Regions from separate parts of the Mus musculus genome. Here region 2 is linked to region 1. Evidence: chromatin loops called from intact Hi-C (ENCODE). Cell type or tissue: left cerebral cortex. All regions are shown on one strand. Region 1 overlaps Gm16086 (a long non-coding RNA gene). Region 2 overlaps Bcl11b (B cell leukemia/lymphoma 11B).

Evidence for each region. Hi-C counts contacts between places; a loop is a spot of excess contacts. Peaks named below come from ENCODE experiments on the same cell type or tissue, not always from the same donor. Only the 100,000 strongest peaks of a DNase experiment are listed, where the experiment ranks them.
Region 2: it touches region 1 in a loop (7-fold over the local background); 10 of 42 quality-filtered maps call a loop at or near these places.

Annotation. Positions count from the first base shown.
Region 1 is chr12:107,085,224-107,087,723 of GRCm38, forward strand. The region is part of intron 1 of Gm16086 (a long non-coding RNA gene); the gene reads right to left. Among named protein-coding and RNA genes, the nearest start is that of Gm16086, 13 kb to the right of the region's middle. In left cerebral cortex, a CTCF peak has its summit at 1,202 (motif pointing right); a DNase peak (open chromatin) is centred at 1,183.
Region 2 is chr12:107,997,785-108,000,284 of GRCm38, forward strand. The region is part of intron 1 of Bcl11b (B cell leukemia/lymphoma 11B); the gene reads right to left. Among named protein-coding and RNA genes, the nearest start is that of Bcl11b, 4.4 kb to the right of the region's middle. In left cerebral cortex, a CTCF peak has its summit at 1,177; a DNase peak (open chromatin) is centred at 1,156; H3K4me3 peaks cover 1,945 bases; H3K27ac peaks cover 2,226 bases.

The DNA of each region.
Region 1 (2,500 bases):
TCGGCTACAGTGGGTTCTACCCCAAGGAAACAGTGAACTTCACAGTGTAAGAGGCAGCTGAAATTTAGAATTATTGTTTCCTTCTAACAGAAGACTCATTTTCCACGGCCACATTTGCAGCATAATAAGCTTTTTGTTATTTTTTCAATTAGAGTCAATTGACCTAACAAAATGCTCGGCAATTAAGTGATTTTTGTAATGGTCCGGGGGTAATTTAGCCGAGCTTGTCAGCTGTGTTTCATGAAGCCGAGCTGTCTCTTTTTTTCCCCCTTCCACTGCCTCTCTCTCCTCTCTCTCTCTCTCTCTCCCTCTCCTCTCTCTCCCTCTCTCTCTTTCTCTCTTGAGCATAATGGCTCATAATTTCGAAAGCTCTCCCTTCTGTTTCCCTCACAATAATTCGCAATTACAGGAAGTTGTTGGAGGTGATTTTTTTTTCTACCTTGCCTTTTGAGTCAGTAATTTTAAATAAAATGTACATACTTATAAAAAGCCAGCTATTACTGAAATCACTTTTTGTGTAAACTCAATTATTTTATGAATAGTGACACCGGCTTACACTGGGTCCCACTCTGAAGCCCGAGGCTTTATTATCTTCTGAGGAAAAGGGGGTGGAGAGACTCACAGCACTCTCTCTAAATCAAACCAGCTCCCAAGGGGGTAAACATAACTTCAGAAGAGCAGAGGGGATCCGGGTCACCTGGCTGTGGAGAACGGCTGGAGTGTCCACTCCCTGGGCCCTGGCCAAGTCTAGTATCCCATCCCCCGGACCAGGGCCATGGCTGGACCCAAGCCTCTCACCCACTGATTTATGGGGGAAGTCTTCATTTGCCTAATTGATTCATTTCCCTAAGCCGACATCTGGAGTTAGAATTTCTTTTAAAGGCTGTAGTGGGATGCGATGACAGGCTCCGATGCTCTTCCACCGAGGGACTTCCTGTCTACACCTATCTTAAACGGGTCCTATCCGCACCCATGCAAGCAGAGGGGCAACGGTGGGGACACCATGCGGCTGGGGTTCTCTCATATAGATTCACCCAGGACGCCTCTCAAGTCATTACCAAGATGCATCTTTAGCCTTCCCAATGCTCACATCTGCCCGGCTGTCTTTGTTTTGAAAGGGTTTCGGCTTCCCACCCCTTAGCTGACACCCTTTTGACAAGCAAGCCAGAAGCAGCCCACTTCATGCCTTGGCAGGGAACTCTGCCAGGAGGGGGCAGTAGAAGAGCAAGACAGCCAAACCCCATTGTGGACAGCCCACCAGCTCAGGGAGGCCTGGCCTCTCCCTATGCACCTGCAACCCAGTGCTAAACATCCCTTAGTATGTATCACCATACCGCCCTGGGACCCATCCCCCATACCTGTTTGGATACTATCTCGTCAAATGCCCCTCAATTTTTCTAGGGTTAGACATCCCTAATAACACCTTGAAGGCTATGGCCACTGCCAGCCGGATGCTCGGAGCCCTGGGCATGTTTCCTTCTGACTTGGAGTCGGGGGATGGAAGACTCCTTGGAAGAATCTGGAACAACTGCACTAGACCTTAAAAGACAGGTACACAGCATTAAATAAATCGTAATTTCCCTAACCATAACATAGGAAGTTTAGATAGATGTCTTCTATGAGGACTTCCAATCGGAAGTTGCCTACCAAGACGCAGTGTATATAACATCACATTTCTGTTCTTTTTGTAAAGTTAGGAGGGATCTCTGTTCAACTCCAAATGCCCCTCTCCCTTCTCCTTCTCCTCCTCCTCCTCCTCCTCCTCCTCCTCCTCCTCCCTCTCTCTCTACTTCCATCCTTCCTTCTCTCTCTCTCTGTCCCTCTCCCTCCAATGAATAATTTGCCCTAAGCTAAGGCATAAAGATATTCTGGAGACAGTTATTTCATAGCTCTTAACAAGGGGGTGTGCTTTCCAGGGGGGGGGGTGATTCAGACCTGTAACTTTGAGCTAATGGAGATACTTGAATCATTTCTCCATAGTCATGGGCAGCCTTAGGCTTGGCTTTAGTTCAGCTTCTAAGCCACTGTGTTTTGGCCTGGCTGGGGCTTGGCCCAGCCTCTCAAGGCTTTGTTTAATCCACTGAACCTCTCATCTCTCTGACTATAAAAGCCTCAGCTACAGTCCTGAATAGCATCTTGCAGAAGAAAGAACCCAAAGCAGAAAGTATTAGACTTTCATCCAGCACCATAGGAGGGATGTAGTTATTAAATTTCAGCTGCTTATCAAACTGATATGAAAGTCATTTTGCATGATTGCACTGCATCCTGGAATCTTACGCTTTTATTTGCTGTGTATCTCTGTGCTTTCTTATTAGAAAAATACTCAAAGGATGAAAAAAAAAAAGCTGATAATATTATTCAGTTTTGACAATTAGGTAGGGAAAAAAATTCAAAGCAATGCTTTTCCACTGCAGCTGGCAATAAACTCGGGGTTCCCCTGATAGCAGTCTACACAGGGCTACCCAAGGTGACACTGGCTTTGTCTTCTAATGGCCACCTA
Region 2 (2,500 bases), 910 kb after region 1:
CAAACAAACAAAAAACAGTTCTCTGTAGGCTACAAACCGTTGCCCAGACCCAAGATTGCGAGGTCCTATATTCCTCATAGTTACCCTGTGTTTGCCTCCACGGTATGCTTACAACTGGCCAGACGCAAACATTAAATGAAGTAGAGACACCATCAGATAAATGGCTGGCCCTCTTCCTCCAGCCGATGACAGCTAAGGCTTTTGTCTGACCTAATTTATTTCTCTTTCAGGTTAGAATAAAGCACTTTCCTGTGTCAGGGCAAGCTCTTCAGCTTATCCACTGAACTCGCGCAGACGACTCCAGTTCACTGCGCTGTCTGTGCATCTCACAAACTCTAAAGCTAAGACATCGTAGATCTAGAAACCCCACCATCAACACATACATATCCCCCGGCACTAAATCACATGTTTGGGGGAGCGGTGGAGCATCGTGACATCCATCTATGAAGGGAACTCTCTGAGGTGCAAGGCGCACTGGCCCCAGCAAGCACACACTGCTTGCAAACAAAATCACCCGCACTGTTTGAATTATGCTATATCGTTAGGGAAAGGGTGCTTGCACCCTTAGTTCCGTGGACTCGCGGTGGAGAAGATGGGATTGAGGGCTGTTATCAAATCGGAGCCGAAAGGATCACCATCTATCAGGTTGTCTTGGGTCCACGACCCCTTCAGCAACAATTCACAGTGGTCCCCCACCCCACCCCCGGGGAACACTAAGATGGGCCACCCCTAAAATGATGACAGCTCTTCCCAGACTCCCTAGGTGGACTGTGAATGCTTAAGCAACAAAACAAAATGTTTAGAATGTCAAGACCATGGACAGACCAAGGGGGAGAAAAACACTCATTCAGGAATAACAATTTTAATTGTTTAAAAAGAAAAGGAAATTGGAGGAAAAGAAAAAACCGCCTCCCCACCTGCCAGGTAAGGAGGGGTTTACAAATCGATGCCAATGGCTTGAAAATAGATTTCTCAAACTTATATTCTCATTTTGTCCTGCACAAATCTCTGCAGGAAAATCAATATTACAACTTCACGCTTAAGACATTTTTGCAGCGACACAAACTGCAGCCGCTGCTGTTGCAGCCGCCGCAGCCGGATGTGCTGATGGACGCGGGTTCCCAGGCACAGCGGCCAAGGCACCGCAGCCATGACACGGGCAGCGAGCGCCCCCTAGCTGACGAGAAGCGCTAGGCGCGGCTTGGAGCATCAGGCATTTTTACCCTTAACCAAAAGCAAATGGTACTGAAAGTTTACTTTGGAAAGTATTTTATCACAGCAAGCGACAGAGAGTGCAAAATGGATGGATAAAGGTGAGGAGGATCGATCAGGAATCAAGTGTGATTAGGCGTTCAAAACCTCCTTGCTGCTGTAGGAAACTGGAGTCCGTAAGTAGACTGTTTTACATGGATCCATTTCACCTGAAATTACTGTCAAATGCATCATCGAATGCTGATCTTTCCTCTGGCCAAGGAAGAGCTGCTGGGTCCTTTGGAGTTAAGCTGAAGGGTGCATCTAACCATCGAATCCTAATCTTTCCAAGTCTCTCGGGCCAGCTCCCAGGACTGAACCCCAAGACTGAACAGTTGACTCTATTTTTCTGTTATGAAACACCCTGAAGACTAGATAAAATTTGCCAAAGCCAGGGCTCATGCAGATAGCAGGCTTCCCCCTCCAAACAAGAAACAAGCAGATATACAAAAATCTTTGAATAAGAGAAAAAAAATCTCCTCTGAAAATATGGGGGCTGTTAAAGTGTGCTCGTGGTTGTCTTCACTGGGGTGCGAATTACAAATGAATAAAATTAACCTGGCATGACACCTTTGAAGAACATGTTTTTATTCTCCCGTGGAATCCGAGCTGCTGACATACCACACTTCAAACGACACGGGGTTCCCTTCTGTGCAAAGGGCAGACAAACTTCACTGCCCCTACCCGACTATGAAAAAGAGAAAGAGAAGAAGAAAAAGAGAAAGAAAAAGAAAAAGAGAAAGAAAGAAAGAAAGAGGGCCCATGTCCTATAAATTTATCAGAGACGCAGTTTAGTACGATAAGTGGACCATTATAGGTATACTGTATCCTGAGGTTCAGACAATTGTCAACGTAGCCGCCTTTAAAACATACAACAACCACAAAACCCAACCTGAAGAGGCATTGAATGGCTACAACCAGCCTCACTCTGCGGCAAATCTTGGGTCTCTGGCTGCTGTGCAGGATCACGAGTGCATACAGAAAATTGCTATTCTTCCTCGGGAACCTGTTGGTGGGTTATTGAAAAGTTGGCTTCATTAAGGGCCTGTATAATTGGCCACTCCATTTTACCTCCACGTTTCCCTCAGAAAAACCTTTGAGCTTTTCCACGGACCTCAGACTGCATTTCCTTCTGCCTGACCCTGCCTGGCATGGCTGGTACAGGCCCTTCCTTCTGCCTGGCCAGCGGCTGCCTCCTGCGTTACCTCCCTAGCACCGTTCCCCAGGCTGATCTGTGTTTGTTTTTCCT